Linked DNA regions of Homo sapiens: region 1 is linked to region 2. A link is a loop called in an ENCODE intact Hi-C map of the cell type or tissue named here. Cell type or tissue: heart left ventricle. All regions are shown on one strand. Each heading gives the region's core, and the rest is flanking DNA. Links, peaks and the distances in the headings are about the cores only. Region 1 overlaps PRKN (parkin RBR E3 ubiquitin protein ligase). Region 2 overlaps PRKN (parkin RBR E3 ubiquitin protein ligase).

What was found. Hi-C counts contacts between places; a loop is a spot of excess contacts. Peaks named below come from ENCODE experiments on the same cell type or tissue, not always from the same donor. Only the 100,000 strongest peaks of a DNase experiment are listed, where the experiment ranks them.
Region 1: a loop joins it to region 2, with 2.4 times the contacts of the local background. A loop is called at or near these places in 3 of 110 quality-filtered maps.

What each region holds. Positions count from the first base shown.
Region 1 is chr6:161,867,976-161,880,901 of GRCh38, forward strand. The region is part of intron 6 of PRKN (parkin RBR E3 ubiquitin protein ligase); the gene reads right to left. Among named protein-coding and RNA genes, the nearest start is that of LNCR-SMAL, 360 kb to the right of the region's middle. In heart left ventricle, for the core only: no CTCF peak of the experiment used is centred there; a DNase peak (open chromatin) is centred at 5,255.
Region 2 is chr6:161,999,866-162,012,791 of GRCh38, forward strand. All of the region lies in intron 5 of PRKN (parkin RBR E3 ubiquitin protein ligase), which reads right to left. Among named protein-coding and RNA genes, the nearest start is that of LNCR-SMAL, 230 kb to the right of the region's middle. In heart left ventricle, for the core only: no CTCF peak of the experiment used is centred there; no DNase peak of the experiment used is centred there.

The sequences.
Region 1 (12,926 bases), core at 4,270-6,769, 130 kb before region 2:
GTCTTGAACTCCTGACCTCAGGTGATCCACCACCCTCGGCCTCCCAAAGTGCTGGGATTACAGGGGTGAGCCATTGCGCCTGGCCAAATCTTTTAATTTCTTTAATCCCAATCTTTTACTTCTAAGATAATGGAAATGGATTATAATGTTTCTAAGATCATTTTCACTATTGAGATTATTCCATCCTTGTTTACAACTGCTATCTTCTCCCGTGTATAACTAGCTACCAATTTACTATTGTTTTACGTATAGTATACACAATTATAAGACGCAAGATCCTAAAATAAGAGGTGATTGTTACAATTGAAAATGAATACTTTGGGCCCGGCGCAGTGGCTCACACCTGTAATCCCAGCACTTTGGGAGGCCGAGGCTGGTGGATCACTCGAAGCTAGGAGTTCAAGACCAGCCTGGCTAACGTGGCAAAACCCCGTCTCTACTAAAAATACAAAAAAATTAGCTGGGCATGGTGGTGCATGCTTGTAATCCCAGTTACCCAGGAGGCTGAGGCAGGAGAATCACTTAAACCCAGGAGGCAGAGGTTGCAGTGAGCTGAGATCACACCACTGCACTCCAACCTAGGTGAGAGAGTGAGACTCTGTCTCTAAAACAAAACAAAACAAACAAAAGGAAATTAATACTTTGCTCTTAATTTGTCCTTAAAGCACAGGCTGTTTGTGGAGAAGCACAATCTTTAGGCCTCTTAATGATTTGTAGCATATCATCACTAAGCAGACATTTTGAAAAGGCTAAGAAAGATGAAATCAAAGTAGAATATAAATTATACATCAGATAAGTCCCATTATGAGGAGGGAAAAAAATATTTGGATGCACATGGCCTACCTCTTGCTGTCATCAAAAGCACTTGTCAGGATGAGGCCCTTGCAGCAGGTACTAGAGTTCTACTGATTTAGACTTCAATGGCTGGTGTGTTGTATTTTATAGTGTAAAATAATTACAATTACTTTAAAAATTGTTATGGTCCAGCACAGGCCCTATAAATGGCATAATAAATAGTCTATAAATAATAATGTGAACCTCACTGGAACTAAACCACATTTTCCCATTTTTCTAAAGCAGAACATGCTAAGAAATAGAAGTTATTAAAAATTAAAGGGGATAGCTGGGCGCGATGGCTTATGCCTGTTATCCCAGCACTTTGGGAGGCCGAGGCGGGTGGATCACCTGAGGTCAGGAGTTAAAGACCAGCCTGGCCAACATGACGAAACCCCATGTCTGCTAAAAGTACAAAAATCAGTTGAGCGTGGTGGCGTGCACCTGTAATCCCAGCTACTCATGAGTCTGAGGCAGGAGAATTGCTGGAACTCAGGAGGCAGTGGCTGCAGTGAGCCAAGATCACACCACTGCACTCCAGCCTGAGCGACAGAGCAAGACTCCATCTCAAATAAAAAATAAAAATAAAATAAAATAAAATAAAAGAAAGGCGATGGTCAACCCATACACATGCTTTTAAGAGCCCTGTGCTATGTTTTGAGCTGATAAATACGAGGCCAAGAAGAAATTAACCTCACAATGATTATATTTTTTAGTATAATGGTTTCTATTTAACTTGAGCATACTTAAAACGAATGCATCACCTAGAAGCCACATCACCCCGCTTCAACTCAGACTCTGCTGTTTCTGTCAAGAGAATCACATTTCTTCCACTCACAACACAAACATGCTGTCCTTGACCCACCCTCTGCGTCGTCTTAATCACCAAGCCTTGTGGATCCCTCCTTTGAAAGAGCTCTTCAGCTGTCTTCTCCCTTTTGTTTTCCTGCCAACTTATTCATTGTCTTCTTCCCAGGGCAGACCACAGTTCTGCCACATACAGGAGACCCAAAATTGTCTATGAAAGGGAGAAGTGAAGGTAGTCCTCAGATAGTTTATGTACCAGGACAAACTAGCTACATGTGGGAAGATAATCTACACAGGTTTAATTCAGCTGATGGGTTGATTTCAGAAGATTTCAGCCCATTTTATTATTTTGTTTCTTCCTTTTTTACTTAAAAAACAAACATATATTGAGCATTTATTATGTACCAACAAAACAAAATAAAATACCAATCATCTATGTATTGAGGGTAGAGGATAGAAAAGTACATTTTCTCCCATTCAAGTACTAACCAGGGCCGACCTTGCTTAGCTTCCAAGATCAGAGGAGATCAGGCACGTTCAGGGTGGTATGGTCATAGACAGAGAAGTACGTTTCCTAATATTAAGATATTGGGCTGTTCTCAGAGTGCCTACAATTGGGAAGAAAAGTGGTACAAAGAAAATGACAAAATCAGAAGCCCCCCCACAGCTCAGCACATACTCTATTACCAAATTAGTGATACGGATGTCAAGTGCTGTGGGTCATGAAGAAAAGGGGATGGCTGTGTTTCAATGTCCTTTAACTTTTCATGCACTCAGACTTGGTCTAATTCAGGCCACACAGAACAAAGCTAGCTGAATCTTGCTGTCTCCCACATTCTCAAATCAAACACACCTTACATAATTATCTCATGTTCTTCTTTTTAGAATTATGTATGCCACTGTTTCCTTTTGTTGGCATGAGTCAGAGTACATTTAACACGACTTATTTACTTCTCTACTAAAAAAAATTTTTAATGTTTCATGATCAGAAGGCTATCAATATTTTATATTAATCACTGAGTAAATATATCAGTAGAGCTATTTAAAAATCCTGCTGGCCTGTGAAGGAAAGGCAATACGAGAGAAATGATTAATTATTAACTGATAAGGATTAATTACTGACCATATATTATGTGCCAGCGACAGTGCCAACTGTTTTCATGGACCTCCTCTTCTTTAATTCTTGCAATGGACATTGGTGATAGGTAGGTCTCCTTGTTATGAAGAATGTTTTTAGAGGTAACTAGAGAACTCTGGGGAGTTAGGCTGGGAATCATGGAATAGTTCTTTTGCCTAAATGAGACATGGGGAAAAATACTGAAGAGAGATTTTCTTGGGGGATGAAATTAGAGATAGGGTAATCATCTACTCTTCAGAGTCAGAAGATAGATGCAGAAGACAGAGAAGGGGAGAGGAGAGAGGAGGAGGAGGATGAGGAGAGAGAGAGAGAAAATAAGAGAGAGAAAATAAGAATAAGAGGGAAAATAAGATAGATACTTTGTAGCAATTTAAACGTATAGAGATTATTTCTAGAGTTTTCAGTAAGCTATGAGTTTTCCTGGGAGCTGTTTTAATCATTTCTTTTTTGGAAAATACACCATCACAGAATGTTTCTTATTTTACATCATTAGACGTATGATGGTATCTCTTCCAGAGACATGGCCCCCAAAAGTCTGTGATAGAGAAAAACCATATGGTACTTTTGGTGCAGTCATTTAAGGAACATGAAGAAAGAGCCCTACTTTGTATTAATTTGGGGTCTACCTGGAAAGGCCCTTCAGAGAGAAACTTGTGTTACTATTGCCTCAGCCACCCTAAAGCCATGCACACACTTAGAACTCAGGGTGCAGTTTTTAGACATTATTCCAAATGAGGATGTTGCACTCTACTTTAAAAAGTATAATAAAAAGTGTTATATTTTACAATCCTAGACTCTACAAAGAATGATAGGATATTCTCAGGGATCGCTTTGCAGCAGAGGGAACTGGACCAGCCAGAGCCCTCTTCCTTGCAGTTGGACAGCACAAAGCTCCCTGTACACACTTTTTAAAACATAAGTTGTACATGTGAAGGTATTTGGTGGCTATCATATGAAGTTTAAGATGTGTGGCTATTTTTCCCTTCCATGGATATGGATAGGAAATCAAACATGGGTTTTAAGCATGTATTTCTCAGCTGGTGTAGTCTGTGTTCAGAATACTTAACATATCTGTGCTATAAAACTCCCGTGTATATTTGCATATGGGACACACCACAGGCACGAGGACGTGAACGGCTCCAGCATTCACTGACCGTCTTCTGTGTGCCAAACCTCAGTGGGGCACTTTAATAATCCTCTCATTTAATTTTCACAGAAACCTATAAAATAGGTATCTGAATCATTACATATTCAAATATTTCAGTGACTCTTCACTGAGCAGCGACTTTTGCCAGGTGTTCTTGCAGGGCTCACAGCAGACGCATTTCAGCCCTATTTAGCTTACATTCTAGTGGGAGAGAGAATAAATAGACAAACAAGTGCGATAAGATGCTATGGAAGGGTAAGTGCATGAGGAACTACACAGCAGGATTGGGGACAGAGAACGTCAGTGGGAGGACGCAGCAGCTGAGTGGGGGTCCTATTTTTCAGAATAAGGTCAGGAGATGTCTCCTGCACAGATTCGAAAAGGTGAGAAGATGAGCCATAAGCCATTGAGTAACTTGACTAAAATCACCCTGAGAATGCATTTATATATTTAAACAGGGCAGCATTTAATACCTCTAGGGATTATGTAGGACACTTGTATTGCTTTATCTTTCTCAAATCTTCTCCATTGCATCAAGTATCCAATCTGTTCATAAATTTGTCTTAATTAATGCCCTCATATCAGACATACCTCATAGCCAGCATCAGGCGCTCCTGTCCTCAACTCCATGTGGGCCCTGATCAACCCTGGCGCTTTGCCTCCTGTTCTGGGCTTTCCTGGTCACACAGAGGGCATTTACTGATACCCACAATGCTTAATCCATGGTCCCTCATATTAAAGCCATCTGCTGGGCTTAGCAGCAGCCAGCTCCATAAAGTGTCCTAGTTTCCCTGCTTCACTCCCCGGCCCTCCCGCCTCTGTCCTGGGACTAGGACTGTAACGGAGTAAGAGCACCTGAGCCCTCTGCCTCAGGCTCTGCTTCCTGGAGAGCCCAGGCTCTTATATTATATTTCAAAATCCCAGAGGAGAAGGAGACCTGTCTTCATTTTTCATCTCTCCCAGTGTCACAAATAGAGTTATTCTCCTGAGGGTTAACCAGAAGTTATTCCAATTTTGGGTCCAATTGTGAACTGATGGCTGTAAGACATACAGTAATGACTTTTTTTTTTTTTCCAAAAAACCTAGATGCGAGCTAGTGTGTGGCTGGTTGTCAAGCAGAAAACTGGCTGATAATAAGGGAGGGAGCTGGGAGCTTGGAACAGGGGATCGATGAAATAAATCGGCTGAAAATGCAGAATGAAATAAAGGCCCGTTCTCAATGAATCTGTGCTGAGTCCCCCAAACCTCCACTCACACCCCAGTTGCAGTCAGTGTGTGTCTCTTCCTTCGAAGCACGCGTCAGTCTCAGGGACTCCATCTCTGGAGCCTTTCCCGGGCCTGCCTCTCCCGGTCCTTCCCTGTAGAAACGGTCTCTCCTACCCCAGACACTCATTCTCGCTCCATGTTTGGAACATGCTTACTCTGAAGTTAGATATCCTGGGGCATAAGTTATACTGTGGCGTGTTTGGAAACTATGCAAGCATGAAATATACACAGTCACGAGACAGAAGAGGAGGCACGAAAAACCACCCCGACACCCAGCTTTTCCTGACGGGAACTAAATACAATGCGTATCGGACTCGAGAAATTCCGAGGAATGGAAAGGAAAATCGCCGGTAGCATCCACCGCGCATCAGACACGAGTCACACTGACAGCCAGAAAAAAATGGAAATCCCCTTCCTAGAAAGAAAAGAACTATTTTATATCCCAAACTACAAAATTAAAACAACAACAACAACAAAACAAGTCTGCCAGTTGAGGCGTTTGATTGTAGAAGGCAGGCCACTGTGATAAGCATTTGACTCTCGTCAAAAAAAATTCCTGTTTCCCTTGAAATCTTTGCCCTATTTCCCCTACTATTAACTTGGCCATAGTCACTTTCCTCTAAGCTTTCAAAATTTCCTAGAGGCTTGCGATTATTTTATATATCTAAACAATATATTTAAGACTTTTAAAAGACCTGTTTTTTGTTTATATATAAATAAAAATTATATACTATATATAAAATATATAAATATATAAAATATATAATATATATAAAAGAAATATATATTATATGTAAAATATAATATATAAAATATATATGTAAAATATAATATATAAAATATATATTATATGTAAAATATATATAAAATATATATTATATGTAAAATATAATATATAATATATATTATATGTAAAATATAATATATAATATATATTATATGTAAAATATAATATATAATATATATTATATGTAAAATATAATATATATTATATATAATATATAATATATATTATATATAATATATAATATATATTATATGTAAAATATAATATATATTATATATAATATATAATATATAATATATATTATATGTAAAATATATAATATATATTATATATTATATATTACATGTAAAATATTATATATAAAATATATATTACATGTAAAATATTATATATAAAATATATATTATATGTAAAATATTATATATAAAATATATATTATATGTAAAATATTATATATAAAATATATATTATATGTAAAATATTATATATAAAATATATATTATATGTAAAATATATTATATGTAAAATATATATTATATGTAAAATATATTATATGTAAAATATATATTATATGTAAAATATATATTATGTAAAATATATATTATATATAAAATATATATTATGTAAAATATATATTGTATGTAAAATATATATTACATATAATATGTGTAATATATAAATATATATTACATATAAAATGTATAATAAAATATATAATATATAAAATGTACAATATATATAAAATATATAATATATAAAATGTACAATATATAAAATGTACTATATATAAAATATATAATATATATAAAATATATAATATATAAAATGTATAATAAATAAAATGTATAAGATATATAAAATGTATAATATATAAAATGTATAATATATAAAATATATAAAATATATATAAAATGTAAAATATAAAATATATAATATATAATATATAATATATATTATAAAATATAAAATATAAAATATAATATAATATATTATAGGTACTTTATATATAATATATAATTTATTATATTATATACTTTATATATAATATATTATATATTATATATAAAGTATATAATATAATAAATTATATATTATATATAAAGTATATACATTATATATAAAGTATATATGATATATTATATATAAAGTATATATATTATATATAAAGTATATATTATATATAATATATATAAAAATATACAATACATATATAATATAAAATATATGTGTGTGTGTATATATGTATACATTTTTTTCTGAGACAGAGTCTCACTCTGTTTCCCAGGCTAGAGTGGAGTGGCTTGATCTCTGCTGACTGCAACCTCCTCCTCCTGGGTTCAAGTTATTCTCATGCCTCAGCCTCCCAGTAGCTGGGATTACATGTGCGAGCCATCACACCTGGCTAATTTTTGTATTTTTTGTAGAGACGGGGTTTCATCATGTTGGGCAGGCTGGTCACAACTCCTGACCCCACGTTATCTGCCTGCCTCGGCCTCCCAAAGTGCTGGGATTACAGGCGTGAGCCACTGTGCCTGGCCTGTTTATGAATATATTCTCATCAGCACCTGTCAACTGCTGAAACTATGGAAAATGGGCTAGGAGCTCTGCTCAACACTGCGGCTATGGCAATAAGAGGTATCATGGCAGTCCTCACAAATCTCCCTCTTGTTGAATGGGGATCTGATGAGAGACTAACATTTAGAAGAGGCTCTGTCCGTTTTGACACAGGAGGAACTTTTAGTATTTCACGTGGGACCCCAAGGCCACAATGGCATGGAAATGACTGTCAGCATTCACCTAACTGCTCTGAGGAAATGTGCCCGTGGTGACATAATTAGTAAAGTGAGACACAGGATCTTGACCTCGAACTCATGTCCTATGATCCTCCCCTCACTGGCATCCCACTCATAAGTACTGGGGCCATGCAGGATGTTACCAGATGTTCCATGGGTGCCGTTATGTAACCCATGACTTTGACCTTCACTCAACACTGTAGGACCTGAGACTTACATTCCCAGGTAGTGAAAGACTCTCAGAAGGCAGGAGTATCAGAGGATGTGCTGAAACCTACATATCTTCAGCCATTGCTTTTCCTGTTCATTAGCTACCAAATATAAATGGTTTAATATTTTTGTGCTGAAAGACACATATCTTATGTCATTGCTTTTCCTGTCTCATTAGTTACCAAACAAATATAAATGTTTTAACATTTTTGCTTTCTTTTAAGCCATATTGATTATTACACTGCTTCTTCTGGGTACTTAAACTATATTACTGAATATCTCCCATCATCCTTGATTTTGAGATTATTGTCTTTCCATTTTTTGTTTTTTGGATGCCAATAATTTTTTACTCATCGTTACTTTTCTGTTTTTGACACAGAGTCTTGCTATGTTGTCCAGACGGAAGTACAGTGGCACAATGACAGCTCACTGAAGCCTCGACCTTCTGGGCTTAAGCAATCCCTTCACCCCAGCCACCCAAGTAGTTGTGACTACAGGCGCATGCCGTCACACCCAGCTAATTTTTTAAATGTTTTGTAGAGACAAAGCCTCACTATGTTGCCCAGGCTGGTCTCAAACTCCTGAGCTCAAGTGATCCTTTCTCCTTCGCATTTCAAAGTGTTAGGATTACAGGCGTGAGCCACCATGCCCGGCTTTATTTTCACTTTTCTTATGAAAAAGTGTGTAGTGTCATCCAAGATTAATATATCCCTACATTAAGATCCTATTATTTTCAACATGTATGTGATTTTGAAAATATTCTTTTATTTTCTACTATTATTTTTTCTATTCTCCTATCACAGTTGGATGTTTAGAAGCCAGTATCTGTAGAATATTTTAAGTTTTATAGACTAATTGATCTCCTCAAACACTGATAAAGATCCCTCCCTCCTTCTTAAAAAATACCCACTGGAAACCATTGAAATCTTTCATATTCAATTCAAAATGTCAAGTCTATTAAAATTTAATTCTTATTGAAATATTTGATTTGCCATTTTTCAGAAGTATTCATACTTCTTGACTAGAACTGCTCATTTGCAATCTAGAGACCTATTCTGAGCATCAGGTCCTTTTGATAAAGGATATATTGACCATCACAATGGACGCAAATGATTCAATGCCTGAATCCTATATGTAGTCCCGACCTTCCCTCTTGCACAGAGACTCTTTTTCAAGCCACGTAGTTGCCTGAACCTTCATTTCTGATGCAGGTGTGCACAGTGGTAGTCATAGAGGAGGAAACTGTGAAGCAGCCCAAATCCCACTGGTGTCCCCCACTCCAGCCACGGCGGCCCCATTCCTCCTGTCTGGACCCTGCTAGGTGAGGACAGCCTCAGGCTCCTGTGAAGGGCTCATGTTCCTGACCATCCCAGAGCTCTCACCACTGCCCTCCATGGCCCCTCCAGGGAAACACCTCTCCAAATTTTGCCATTTCATGGCCTACATCATGACTATTTTAAGCAAGACTAAAGGCTGATAATGCAAATATGGAAACATATTTGCATTTTTTTTTTTTTTTTGAGACAGAGCCTCGTTGTGTCACCCAGGCTGGAGTGCAGTGGCGCGATCTCAGCTCACTGCAAGCTCAGCCTCCTGGGTTCACGCTGTTCTCCTGCCTCGGCCTCTTGAGTAACTGAGACTACAGGTGCCCGCCACCAAGCCTGGCTAATTTTTTTTTTCTTTTGTATTTTTAGTAGAGACAGGGTTACACCGTGTTAGCCAGGATGGTCTTGATCTACTGACCTCATGATCTGCCCGCCTCAGCCTCCCAAAGTGCTGGGATTACAGGCGGGAGCCACCACGCCCGGCCCATATTTGCATTTTAAAAAGAGCTTTAGTTAAGAGTGACCGAAGAGAGAATGTGAAGCCCCCTGGCAGTTGCTAGGATGGCATGTGGGGTGGACAGGCCTTGTAAGGTCCCCTAAATTCCCCCGTGTAGACAGTGACACACTCCCATATATGCAGTATGGCGCTCAATGAGGGAGTGGGTGGGCTCATTTTATGCAAAAGGGATGTGATAACAGCTAAGCCATCCCATGGCCGACACTTGGAGGTGTTCTCTTGAAGGGTGGGTCAGCCTCTTCCTCTCTGCTGGCCAGTTTCTTGTGTCAAAGAGCCATGGATTCTCTACACAGTCGGCTGGAGGGAGCTATGAAGCTAGTGGCTCGGAATGGGGAAAGAGTAAATGCTCCAAATCAAAATGAAACGTATTTGCTGATTACAACCGATGAGTTGCTCCAGTCGGCTCGATGTCAAAAGTAGAAAGAAATAAATTTTTAAAATGTAATCTTCTATTGAAGTATAATGTATATACAGAAACATTTGTAAACCATGTTTCCTGTTAATAAAATTTCAAAATGGAAACTCACTCATATAACCAGGAACTGAATCAAGAAATAAAATGCTTTAAGCGCCCCAGAAACCTTTCTTAGTGGCCCCTCCCAATCACCATCCCCTTTCATCCCAGAGCCGACCACTGTCCTGATTTTCAACACTAAGGATTTATTTTTTCTTCCTTTTGAAATCGCACAGTACGAATTATTTTGTGTTTGAATTTTCTCATGCAACACTGAGTGAGATTTACTTTATAGTAGGATCAGCTACTAATTTGCAGGGGCCATTACGAAATGAAAATGCAAGGCCATTGTTGAAAAATCAAGAATTCCAAGATAGTGACAGCAGCACATTAAACCAAGCCCAGGGTCCTTTTAGTGCAGGGCCCTCTGCAACTCAAAGGTGGCAGACCCCAAAGCCAGCCTTGTAGAGAATCCCAAAGCATGACTATACTATATTTGTCCATCTTACTACTGATGAACATATTTGTGAGATTTCCATTCTTTGGTGCTCCTACAAACATTCTTGCACCTCTTTGGTGAAGATATGGATGCATTTCTAATAGGTATATAGTTGTGAATGGAATTGAAAGGTCCTAGGCAGACAGATGTTCGGCTTTGGTAGATGCAAGCACAAATTTGTTGTATCAATTTACACTTCTACAGTCAGTCTTTGAGAGTTCCAGTGGCTCCTCATCCTTACCACCATTTCATGTCTTATCTTTTTCAGCCTAGGCAGGAATTTAAAGTGCCGATTCCTACCCTCTGCTCCAAACCTTATATCATTAGCATTTCTCTCCAGATTCTATATTTTCACAGCTCCCCAAGCGATTCTCCGTTAAGTTAGGAAGCACTGCTAATTAACTGAGCTAGGAAGCTATGAGAACATCACATGCAATGTTCTCATTGCACCAGAGTCAAATATGGGTTGAAGGACTAAGAATATTGAGCTCACACTTTTACCCTCTAGGTAAATCAGCAAATGATTACCAAGTGTATGGGAAGTGGCCAGGACAGGGACATTCTGTATGGTCATTATGACATTTCTGCCTTTTTTTTTTTTTTTTTTTTGAGATGGAGTCTTGCTCTGTTGCCCAGGCTGGGTGGAGTACAGTGGTGCAATCTTGGCTCACTGCAACCTCCGCCTTCCAGGTTCAAGCAATTCTCCTGCCTCAGTCTCCCGAGTAGCTGGGACTATAGGCGTGAGCCACCACACCAGCTAACTTTTTGTATTTTGAGTAGAGACGAGGTTTCACCGTGTTAACCAGGATGGTCTCGATCTCCTGACCTCATGATCTGCCCACCTCAGACTCCCAAAGTGCTGGGATTACATGTGTGAGCCACCATGCCCAGCCCATTATGATATTTCTATGAAATTGAAGGGAGTAGTGTCAAAGGGTTTATAAAAGAGCATTATGGACTTTTTTAATGTTAGAAACTTGATACTCTGAAAACACACTGAAACTTATCGTTATAGAGTCTTTTTCATTTTCAACCTTCTAATTTTTATTTTAGATAATCAAAGTAAAATCACACCATTTTACATAATTACAGTGTATTTTAAAGCTTTTCTTTTTTGTTTCAGATCTGTAGGACATCCACTTAGCAACAGCATGCCATTTTCTTCTATTTTCTACACTTTAGGCATATGCACATTAGAAGTAGATGAAAATGCACAGAATAAAGGAAATTCTGTCAAAATATATGGTTCCTCAGCAAAGAAGCTTGGAGTCTGATACTATGTGAAATATAAACAGTAACTTGGGGATTCAGATGTATCATATTTATGCTCTTTTCATGTTTAATTTTAGAAAAACACATTCATGGCAATGGTATATGTAGATACTGCTATTTCTAAAATATCTTATTAAAATGATAATAGACAATGAATTTCAATATTTTATATTTTCAGAGCAAAAATCATTCACAAAACAAAAATTCCTTATGCCACATGGCATATGTGTATGGTGCATGTGTTCCATGTTCGATAACATGTGCTAAGATATATAATAAAAATTTCTATTTCTGGTCATCCTCACATAATTATATTTTGAACATGCATATTTAGAGCGTAAATGTAAAGCTCTATGGCACTGAGAGATATGATCATATTTATCTTCATTTTAGGAAATGTAAGTATATGGGTAATTTATATAACCTCAGCTATCTACATCTCTGCATCGTTATTTTTCCCCCACAGTATTAGGGTATTCTTCTCCGCAAGTGGGATATGAGGGCATTACCTTATACATGTCCCCGGAAAGACAGTGCGGTCACAGCCACCCTGCCTGGGGAGGAGCACCGGCCCACGAGGTGGGGTGGGAGGTTTGGCTGCTCCTGGCTTGGTCTCCACCGGCCATGGGAAGCCAGCTTTTCCTACAAGGAGGCCCACTTATATTCCTCAAGCCCAGTGCATCATGAGAAGAACGCACTTCCTGGGCACTACCTCCCCTTCCCCTGCTTTTCATTTCCATTGAAGAGTCGGTGGTGACCCGGGAAAAGGCAAGAAACTTAATCTGTGCTTCCAAGACAGCCGGAAAGAGCAGCGGCCCTTGTTCTGAAAAAGCACCCAAGAACCCCTTTAGATTCCGCCAGCACGTTCAGGGTTATA
Region 2 (12,926 bases), core at 3,657-6,156:
AAATGATGAACTGAGTTACTAGCAACTTGAAAAATACTGATAATTATATTTCAAAGAAATACTAATAGTAACAAGATGCTTATATTAATGGTAAAATTAACTATGCGTGAGTTCTTTAGAACAAAATTTTGTTTTAAAGACTTACATTTAAAGACTTGTTATATTTTTCCATCCATCTACTGAAGGACATCTTGGCTGCTTCCAAGTTTTGGCAATTATGAATAAAGTCGCTATAAATATCCATGTGCAGTCTTTTGTGTGGACATAAACTTTTAATTCATTTGGGTAAACAGCAAGCAGTTAAATTGCTGGATCGTATGGTAAGACTATGTTTAGTTTTGTAAAAAACTGCCAGACTGTCTTCCAAAGTGATGAGACCATATTGCGTTCCCATCAGTAATGAATAAGAGTTTTTCTTGATTCCCATACTCCCCAGCATTTGGTGGTGTCAGTGTCCTGGATTTTGGCCATTGTAATAGATGTGTACTGGTATCTCATTGTTTGTTTGTTTTTTTAAATTTTAATTTCCCTAACATGGTAAGACGTTGAGCATCTTCTTATATGCTTACTTGCCATGTTTATATCTTCCTTGAGAAGTATCTGTTCAGGTCTTTTGCCCATTTTTAATCAGGTTGTCTGTTTTTGTATTGTTGAGTTTTTAAAGTTCTTTGTATATTTTGGATGGTAGTTTTTCATTAGAGATGTCTATTTAAATTTTTTCTCCCAGTCTATGGCTTGTTTCATTCTCTTGACAGCTGCTTTTCAAAGAGCTGAGGTTTTGTATTGTAATAAAATCCAGCTTATCAATTATTTCTTTCATGGATTATGCACTTGGTATCGTATCTAAAAAGTTATTACTATACCTAAGGTCATCTATGTTTTTTCCAGTGTTACTTTCTCGGAGTCTTATAGTTCTGCACTTTAACAGTGAGGACTATGAAAGTTTTAATTTTGTAAGGAGTACAAGATCTGTTTCCAGATTTTTTTGTTTTTGCATGTTTGCATCCAGTTGTTCCAATACCATTTGCTGAAAGACTACACTTTCTCCATTGTATATTCTTTGCTTCTTTGTTAAAGATCATTTGACTATGTATGGGTCTACTTTTAGGCTGTCTATTGTGTTCCATTGATCGATTTGTCTATTCTTTTACTATTACCACACTGTTTTGATTACTGTAGTTTTGTATAGTTAAGCCTTAAAATTGGATAGTGTCAGTCCTCTGACTTTATACTTCTATTTCAATACTGCAATGGCTAGTCTGGGTCTTTTGCCTCTTCATATAAACTTTTGAATCAGTTTGTTGATATTCACAAGTTAACATGCTGGACTTTTTATTGTGATTGCATTGACTCTAGATAAAATTGGGAAGAATTAACATTCTGACAATATTGAGTCCTCCTATCCATGAACACGGGCTATTTCTCCATTTATTTAGTTAATTTCTTTCATCACAGTTTTGTAATTTTCCTCATACAGATCTTGGACAGTTTTGTTAGTTTACCTAAATATTTCATTTTTAGAGGAGCTAATAATATTTTTAGAGGAGCTAATATGTTATTGCGTTCTTAATCCGAAATTCCACTTGTACATTGCTGGTACAGAGGGAAGCAATTGACGTTTGCACATTAAACCTGTATCCTGCAACCTTGCTATAATTACTAACTAGTTTGGGGGATTTTTTTGGTCAATTCTTTTGTATTCTCCACATATATAATGATGTCATCTGCTACCAATGATAGTTTTATTTCTTCCTTCCCAATTTTATATGTTTTGTTCCATTTTCTTTTGTTCTTGCATTAGTTAGGCCTTCCAGTAAAATGCTGAAAAGGAGTGGTAAGAAATGACATTCTTGCATTGTTCTTGATCTTAATGGCAAAGAGTCTAGCTTCTCACCATTGAGTATGATGCCCACTGTAGGTTTTTTGTAGATATTCCTTATCAAGTTTAGAAAGTTCCCCTGTATCTCTAGTTTGCAAATAGCTTTTTTTTTTTTTTTTTTTTAAATCATGAATGGGTGTTTGATTTTGTCGAATGCTTTTTCTGCATCTACTGATATGGTCATTTGATCTTTCTTCTTTAGCCTGCTGATATGATGGATTATATTAATTGATTTTCAAATGTTGAACACCCTTGTAGATCTGTCATAGATCTCAGTTGGCTGCATGTTATAATTTTTCAATACATTGATTTGCTCATATTTTATTGAGGAATTTTGCATCTATACGCATGCAAGATCTTGGTCTGTAGTTTTCTTTTCTTGCAATATCTTTCTCTGTTGTTTGTAGTAGGGTAATGCTGGCTTCATAGAGGGAATTAGAAAGAATTTCTGCAGTTTCATCCTTCTGAAAGAGATTGTATAGAACTGGTAAAATTTCTTCCTTAAATGTTTTGTGGAATTCACTAGTGAACCTAACTGGAGCTGGTGCTTTCTCTTTGGAAGGTTATTAATTCCTGATTCAATTTTTAAGATAGGTACCATTCTTTTCAGACTGTCTATTTCTTCTACTGTGAATTTTACTAGCTGTGCCTTTCAGGGAATTTCAGCTACATTATCAGATTGTAAATATAGATTTGTTCATAATATTCCTTTATAAGCCTTTCATTGTTCATGAGATCTATTGTGATGTTCTTTTATTTCCAATGTTAGTAATTTGTGTTTCCTTTCTTACTTAACATGGATAGTCTTATTGATTTTTTAATCTTTTCAAATAACCATTTTTTTTTTTGCTTCATTCATTTTTCTCTATTGATTTCGTATTTTCAATTTCATTGATTTTTTGCTCTAAATTTAATACTTCTCTTCCACCTTTGGATTTAATTTGCTCTTCTTTTTCTACTTTTCTAACATAGAAACTGAGATGATTTATTTTAGGTCTTTTTCTCTTCTAATATATTCATTCAATGCTGTAGATTTCTCAAAACACTGCTTTCACTGTATCCACACATTTTAATAAGTTATATTTTCATTTTCATCTGATTTCAAATACTCTTGTGATTTATTATTTGACTCATGTGTTACTGAGAAGTTTGTGTTTAATTTCCACGTCTTTTGGGATTTTCCATCTGTCTTTCTGTCATTATAGTGTAATTCCACTGTAGTCGAGAGCAAATATTCTATGATTTCTATTCTTTTAAATTTGTAAAGGTGGCTGTTTTATGGCCCAGAATGTTCTGTGTCCTGGTGAATGTTTCATGATAGCTTGAGAAGAATATGTATTCTGTTGTTGTTGGTGGTGGAAGTGGTCTATAGAGGTCAATTATATCCAGTTGATCAATGGCTGCAATGAGAAAATCCCAGAATCATACAGAAAAACCTTCCCCCAAATTGGGAGGTTGTTGACAAAAAAAAAAAAAAAAAAAATTTGGACATGTCCAGTTTGGCGAGTAGATGGGTTATAAGGACTTATATATGAGGACCTCCTGGATGGCAGCAGGACAGCTTTAGAGCTCCACACCACCTCTTGTTCTTAAACTACTTTTAAGCGAATTTTCTGAATTTTTGTATATTGTGTTTAAGTGCTGAGACTATTTTTCTTGCTAGGTTCTCAGACACTTTCTAGGATGCTTAGGTTCTCAGGAACACCTGCTACTTGGCTGAGCCCCATAGCCTTGGCTCACTGCCTGGTCTTCAAGGTTTAGGTGGTAGACATATACCCTTGGCTAATGGGTGGGAGACTCATCATGCTACAATGGTGCTGCTGAGTTCAACTATGTCCTTACTGATTATTTACATGCTGAAACTGTCCATTTCTGAAAGAGGGTATTCGTTCATTTTTATTGCAGTTTACTATATCACTGTATAAATATACCATAACTTGTTTATGCATTGACCTGTTAAAGATCAATTGGAACACCTCATAATATAGCCTACCATGGTAAATATGCCTGGTGTACTTGTAAAGAATATGTATTCTGCTGTTTTGCACAATATTTTATAAAAGTCAATTAGGTCCTGTTGATTGGTAATACAGTTTAAATCTTCCATATCCTTAATGATTTTCTACCTATGTGTTCTATTATTGAAAGAGATGTATTGGAATCTGAAACTTGAATTATGGATTTGTCTTTTTATCTTGCAACTTCAACGTATTCTCACTGCAGCAACTTGTTTCTAGGCCTGAAACACTTAAAGCCTTGGTCTCGTCACACAGATAAATTAGGAGTTGATCTGAAAAAGCTGGGATTTGGTTTGGATCTGTATCCCCACCCAAATCTCATATTGAATTGTAATCCCCAGTGTTGGAGGTGGGGCCTGGTGGGAGGTCACCGGATCATGTGGTTGAATTTATCATGAATGACTTAGCACTATCCCACTTGGTACTGTCCTAGTGAATAGAAAGTGAGTGAGTTCTCACAAGCTCTGGTTGTTTAAAAGTTTGTAGCACCAGCTGCTTCACCCGCTCTTGCTCCTGCTCCTGCTGTGTGAGACACCTCACTTTCCCTTTGTCTTCTGCCATGATTAGAACTTCTTGAGGCCTTCCCCAAAGCAGAAGTCACTATGCTTCCTGTACAGCCTGCAGAACCATGAGCCAATTAAACCTCTTTTCTTATAAATCCAATTAACTCTCTTTTCTATATTTCTTTATAGCAGAGCAAGAATGCACTAATACAGGCCACCATAGACCTCTGACCAGCAGTTCATATTTGGTGCTTACTGCTTAATTATTTGCTTGAAGATAATGAGCATTTATTGTTGCAGTAGCAATTAGCAAACTCCTCAACACCAGCGTAGGTAATATAAACATAATGATAGCACTGAAAGTTTTCTGAAGATGTCTGTTGCAAAATTGTAGCTTCAGAAAGAAACTAATGAACTCATAGAACTGGGAGCACTTGGAATCCACATGGAAACTCATTTACCACACTGCAGATGGTATGTCTCCCCTGTGATGAGCAACAGCTTTTGCAAACTGGCTGTTGATCAGGTTCACTTCCTAAGTGGCTCCTCAGGCTCACATATGATTACGAATGGAAAGAAAATTTCAAGGAAATAGTGTTGATGTTGGGCTCAGTGGGATAAATTGTATTTAAGAAAAATGTTGAAGATAATGCTCTATTTGAATTGGCATTATTTTGCAAAATACTAAACATATACATTTTTCTTTCCATAGGAAAATATTAATTAATTGTCTGTAGGGACACAAAGGAAGACTTGCCTGTAAAGGCACTTAAATTAAAATGAAATGAATCTCAGAGTAATAGCTTTTGAAATCTGAAGATATGCCTGAAAAAGAAAGCTAATATAAAAATCGAGCTAACGTTTAATATTAAATAAGTTAGTACAATTAAGTAAGAAAAAGGGAAATGACAACATATTTCAAGCATGTGCTTCTTCCAGGATAAAGTCTCAAACTTTGGGGACTTTTAGTTTGGTGTGCATTTGACTCTTTATTGGTAATAAAAGAAATAAAGTATAGGACAATATAGAATACCAGGAAAGTTGTTCACATTGGGAATTTTGTAAGAAATATGTCCAAAAATAAAAACAAAGACTGTTGACTCATAATATATGCTACATGGTAAGACATTTTATCATATCACTAAAAATTAAGTCGACCTCTTCACTTTGATTAAGCAGGAGAAATGCTGTAGTGGAAAAGATTCAACTCAACTCTCAATCCACCTCTGACTCTTGCACATGCTTGCTCTCTCTCTCTGTCTCTGCAGGACTATTAAATTGGTAGAAAAAAAAAAAGGAATGAAACTCTTGAGCCCTTATTTGTGTTCTTGCTTGAGTGTTGACAGCCCGAATCTATTGCCCTGCCGAGAATGCCTCGGGCTAGAGAGAAAAAAGCCTTCATTCATGATAAAAGCTCCTTAGGCTCAGTTTACTTTTCCAAGTTAGCTTTAAAGTAGTTGAGATACAGAACTGCAGGGTCTTTGCTAATATATCAAATCTAACCTTTTTTGGGGGGAAAAAAGTTAACTTTAGAAAACCGGTGCTAGATGTCAGGGTTGGAAGATGGGAAGGAGAAAGGTTGTGTATTATTTCTATTATCTAAATCTATTTAATCCTATAATCTGAGTCCAACACTTGTAGAATTTTATAGCCATTTGTGAATTTAATATAAAAGGATAGTGTATATATATATATATCTACTCACATTTTATGATGATGGTGACATTGCTAAATTTAAAAAAGCATACTAAAAATTGCTATCTTATTTGAACAATATTAAGTAAATCTGCATTTCTTAGAATTACTATAAAGTACACGAGAGCTTTGAAACATTTAAAATGAAGTTATATATGTGTGTGATTTTATTTTGTCTAATGACTTGTTTGTTCCATCTTTGTTTCCCATCACTCAGCACTGTTCCTAGCACCCAGCAGTTGCTTGGCGTTTGTTGATTAAACGACTGACAATTCCTGGGACTTTAAAAGAGTTCCAATTCAATTTCCATTCAATTTAAACACTGAATGGAAAAATTCTCACACCACTAATTGATGCTTTTGCCCCATATTCTTCCCACAGCAAAATGAGTCTTTCAACAATGTCAACCAGATTCCACATTCAACATTGTGCACTCAATTTAACATTCCACATTGTAAACCAGATTCCACATTCAACACTGTAAACCAGATCATATTCTTCCCCTACTGACTATCCTCTAGTGTTCCATTCCACTTGGAAAACACAATCCAGATTTCTTGCCATGGTCTACAAGACCAACGTGAGTTGGCCCAGTCTGCACTCCACTCCTGTCTGCCCTCTTCAAAGCACTGTCCTCCTTTCAGCTCTTCAGATAGGCCAAGCTCTTTCTCTGCTTACGATGCCTTGCACTAGCTGTCTCATTAGCCGAGAGAGCTCTGCCCCCTGGTCCTTTGCACATCTGGCTCAATCTTGCCATTTGGGGCTGAGTTCAGCATCCTAAAGCAGCCTCCCACCCTTCTCTTATTGTTTGCATGATGACATCCCATACTGATCTCCATCATGGCACTTATTGGTACCTAGTATTAACTAAGAAATTTATTTCTCTTGACATACTGCGCCCAATGAACCCCAGAATATAAGCTCCATAAGTCCAGTGGCCCCCTCCTTTTTACAACTGTACTCTAGAACTTAGAAGAGCGCCAGCACATTGTATGGCTTCATTATCTATATATACAGTTAAAAAATTATATATACAAGTAAACAAATGAACCATGAATAACTGAATGGATAAATGAATGGGAAATATACTATCAGCCAATATCCAAAAATTATACATATTTAGAAGAACGATGGAAAATGAGCATTTAAAAAAACAGTTTTAATTTTGCCTGAAAAAGCAAGGTTGCTATTAGTCATTTTTCAATATTTAATGAAGGGCTGTGCATTTAAAGAAATGTCACTGCTCTCAGGATACAGTGCAGTGAGTGGTCATGTTGAAATAACACACAGTAAAAGATGTCTCATAGAAATTTGACTATATGACGTTTTAAAAAGGCCATGGGGTTCATTCTTTCATGCTAAGAATTTAGAGAAATATTCACTAACAACAACAATGCAAGTATAATAGCAGACACATTTCAGGCAAGAAATCAAAACTGTTGAAAAAACTTCACCGTCCCAGAGTATAATGTGATAGTATGACACATGTTTCTTGAGCTAGGGATAGGGGAAGTTTTGTGAATATACTTCTGAAAATGAAAAACCAAGCTTAATGGGCAAGAGTTTTGCAGGGTCTCCAAGTCTAAACTTTAATAGGTACCACTTAAACCGTTGATGGCAGAATCATCAATTAAGTTTTATAGCAGAGCTGAGTAAGAAATCAATCAACAAAATATTAGTAATCCATCTGCTCATCACAACAAATTCTGGCAGACAACATTATTACCTTAATGATATGATATTGGAAGGAAAAAAAATAAGGAAAACGGCTTAGCATCTCCCAAAGGCATGCAATATGGTTCCAAATCAATTCGAATTTATAGCTATCCTGAGTTCTCTATAATAACTTCATTCCACAAACACTAAATTTTGAACACCTTTTTAAAAAGCCAGAATCAATATACATCCAAAACAACCAGGTGCTCTATTTACATGTCATTCCAATACAGCAGAATGAAAAGCTTTCATATTCAACCCAAGTTTGAAAATTATAGCTGTGGATATATTTTCAGATGTCGCTAGGGGAGCATTTATAAGATACCACACACTTAAGCAAGATACTAAAATAATAAATGAAGTTCAACTGAAAAAACTGCAAAGGGATAAGAGGCATAACTGGATTACCTAAGACCAAAAAATTGAATTCCTCCTGAGGGTATCCAGGAAAGCTGAGCTGCAAAGTTTACTATGAAAATTCCTGTAAACTCTCAGGAGACTATAGAAGTCAAGAAATTAGAGAAAGATGCACATATATGTGTATGAACATTTGGCACCAGATAGTGAGACACGGAGACGTGTGCTTGGAGGCAGAATGCCTGCTATTTGTCTCTTCAGCCCCATTTCCCACCATTCTCCACCTGCTTCGTGCCCCGGGGGCCCCAGGACGCTACCCTACATGGGCTACATGAGCTTCTTACTGATTTTGGTCAATTGGTAGCAGCTACAAAAGAAAATGGAGAAAGAGGTAATTATTCCTCAGGCCTCACTAAGTACTCAAGCCAAGGCTGAGAAGAGAACAGTGTATCGAAATGCATCATGTTCAGTGTTGTTACACAATCATTTACCACCAGATAGAAGCTGCAGCAGGAACTTGAACAAAGTCTGGTGGTTAATGAACCCCAGGAGAATCTGGAAAAGCTAAGGGTATCACACCTCAGTTATCAGTCTTCCTTGGATTTAAAACAAAATTCTGTATGGAACACTTCCCAATTTAAAATAAAAGGAAATAGACCATGAGAATAGAAAAATACATCCTGAGAACTTATTATATGAGAAAAAGACACCATGGCCCCAGTGAATTAGATCCTGGCATTAGAATAGGAATATTATTTATTTAGCCTTACAATATTTGAAGGGGATTTTAACAGGAAAGATAAAGGAATATGACTACAGTAGAGAAAAATTTAACAGTCTTTGAGAACCAAAGGAATCTGGCTGGATACCCTTGTAAGAGTTATGTGGGTTCAGGAGCAAAATAAACTATGTAAAAAGGATCATAAACAGGTGAGGTGTGGCCAAGCGCAGTGGCTCACGCCTGTAATCCCAGCACTTTGGGAGGCTGAGGCGGGCGGATCACGAGGTCAGGAGTTCAAGACCATCCTGGCCAACACGGTGAAACCCCGTCTTTACTAAAAATACAAAAATTAGCCGGGTGTGGTGGTGTGACCCTGTAATCCCAGCTACTTGGGAGGCTGAGGCAGGAGAACTGCTTGAACCCGGGAGGTGGAGGTTGCAGTGAGCTGAGATCACGCCACTGCACTCTAGCCTGGGTGACAGAGCAAGACTCTGTCTTGGAGAACAAAGCAAAGAAAGAGGTGAGATACTACATTGTCTAGATTCAACCTTGGAAGGTAAGTGGAAATTTTGACATAAAAATTGGGAAAAATGGAAATCAAAGCAATGAATTCCCAGAACACTGTACAGAAATTATCAAACTGCATAAGCTAATGAAACACCTACATGACAATTTCAGCAAAATGAAAAAACAAACCCACAAACCACAACCGTCAGAATCACTATTCTTCAATAACTTATGGCAAAAAAGGAGGTAAAAAGATGTCATTTTTCCACAAAGAAGAAAAGCTGAAGCTCAAACACAGACTCGGAGGTTTTTTGTAACCTTTGCACACTAAATATAAAAATTGCCCTTCACAGGCACACAGGATGCATGCAGTGAAATAAAAGTCCTCTCGCGGCTGGGCATGGTGGCTCATGCCTGTAATCCCAGCACTTTGGGAAGCTGAGGCAGGTAGATCACTTGAAGTCAGGAGTGTGAAACGAGCATGGCCAACATAGCAAAACCCCATCTCTACTAAAAATACAAAAATTAGCTGGGCATGGTGGCAGGCACCTGTAATCCCAGCTACTCTGGAGGCTGAGGCATGATAATCATTTGAACCTCAGAGGTGGAGGTTGCAGTGAGCCAAGATCCCACCACTGCACTCCAGCCTGGGTGACAGAGCAAGACTCTGCGTCAAAAAAAAATAAAGTCTTCTGGTTCATAACTAGGTGTACTTGTAAAAGTTGTTTATAACTTCAACATCTGCATGCTAACTTCACCTACGCTTGGAGTTACTATTTAATGAAACAAACAACAATCTTTTAGAGGAAGCAATGGAACATTTTAGAAATGGGAACAATGTCTCTTGTTTGCCTTTGCTGCAGATGTCACTTCCTCTGGCTCGTGTTAGCACAGGGAGACCCCTCGCAGAATCAATCAATTTGCTTTGGAACAAATTTCTGATATATATATTATATATACATAATATATATTTTATATATTTATTATACATAATATATATTTTATATATATTATGTATGATAAATATATTTTATATATTTATTATATATATTTTATATATTTATAATATATAATATATAAATAATATACATTTATTATATGTAATATACATTTATAATATATAATATATAAATAATATACATTTATTATATGTAATATACATTTATAATATGTAATATTTATGATATATAATGTATTTATAATATATATTATATAATGTATTTATAATATATATTATATAATATATTATATTATATATTATATAATATATTATATAATGTATTATATTATATATTATATAATATATTATATAATGTATTATATTATATATAATATAATATATATTATATAATATATTATATTATATATAATATATTATATAATATATTATATAATATATTATATATAATATACTATATATTATATAATATATTATATTATATATATTATATTATATATAATACATATTATATAATATATATTATATAATATACAATATATAATATATTATATAATATATTATATAATATATTATATAATATATATTATATAATGTATAATATATACAATATATTATATAATACATAATATTAATATATATAATATATTATAAAATATATTATATAATATATTATATATACTATAATATATTAAATATATAATATATAATATAATATATAATATATAATATATAATTAATATAAATAATATAAAATATATAATATATATTTATAACATAATATATTTATAATATATATTATAATATATAATTATAATATATATTTATAATATATATTATAATATATAATATATTTATAATATATATTATAATATATAATATATTTATAATATATAATATATTTATAATATATAATTATAATATATATTATAATATATACTATATTATATATAATATAGTATATTTTATAATATATACTATATTATATATAATATAGTATATATTTATAATATATAATTTATAATATATATAATATAGTATATATTTATAATATATATTTATAAAATATGTAATATAGTATATATTTATGATATATTTTTATAATATATATAATATATTATATATTATAATATATATTTATAATATATATAATATATTATATATTTATAATATATATTATAAATATATAATATATTATATTTTATAATATATATGTTATATATTTATAATATATAATATATATATTATAATATATAATATATTATAATATATATAATATATATTTATTATATATATATTATATATATATATAAAACTTTCCAGACTGACTTTAAGATTGGTTTGATATTTTTATTTTCTATTTTACTTTGTTTTGCAGTGCTATGAATAATTGACAGATGACTAAAATAACCATCTTTATTGTTACAGCAAAAACCTTGATAGCGGTGTTTGTTCCATAGTGCATATTTAAAAGGCTGTATTTCAGAGGGTCACTCTGGGCTAATGACCTTTCTTCAGATTAAATATATATTTTTAAATTTTACAAAGTTCTGGGTATTCTAACCATAAGAAATAACTGAAAGTGCATAAACCTTTACAAAATAGCAACTATCAAATTATTTTACTTCTACATATAAAATTAGTTTTATTGACTAGGAAAATTGTACTATAAATGCTGTGAGAACTTTGGAGAAATAATTGATGGATAGCAGAGATTTAGGTAGATATATATTTAGATAGCTAGCTAGCTAGAGGATAGATATAGACAATACTACACTACACTGTGCTATGTCATATTTTAATAATGACACGCAAAATGCTTTCCATGCATTGTTAAATACAGGGTCTTCAACAACTCTACCATGTGGGTACTTTCCTTTGATCACGTCATCCTGCGGAGATGAGAAATCGTTTAACCATGATGTCAGCCTTAGTCTGATGCCAAAGCCCATATTTGATTTCTTTGGGAATTATAAATTTTAAAACAACTTCAGATATATAGAACAGTTGCAAAAATTGTACAAAGAACTCTTACATATTCTTCATCCAGCCTCCTCAAATACTGGTATTTTTTTCACGTTTAGTTTATCTTCTTCTCTCAATCTTTCTCTATGTACATTATATAGAGAAAGTAAGTTAAAAAAGAAAGTAAACTAAAACAAGTAAATGCAAAGTAAATATATGCATATATACATATTTAACTATATATAATGTACATTATTATATATCTTTATGTATGTAATTACTTTTTCTAAACCATTTGAAAGTAACTTTCAGATAGGATGTCCCTTTACCCCTAAACACTTCACTTGGGATTTCCTGAGAATAAAAACATTCATTTACATAAATTTTTACACAATACTTTTCTCAAAATCAGAAAATACTGATAGAATGCTGTTACCTTATTGAGCAAATCTGATCCTTACTTGTAAATTGAACCAATTATATCTGTAACACCCAAGCCCCCCAAATTGAACCGAGGACCACCTGCTGCATTGAGTTTTCATGTACTTTCAGTCCCCTCTGATCTGGAACAGTCCCTCAATCTCTCTCTCATAGCCTTGACATTTTC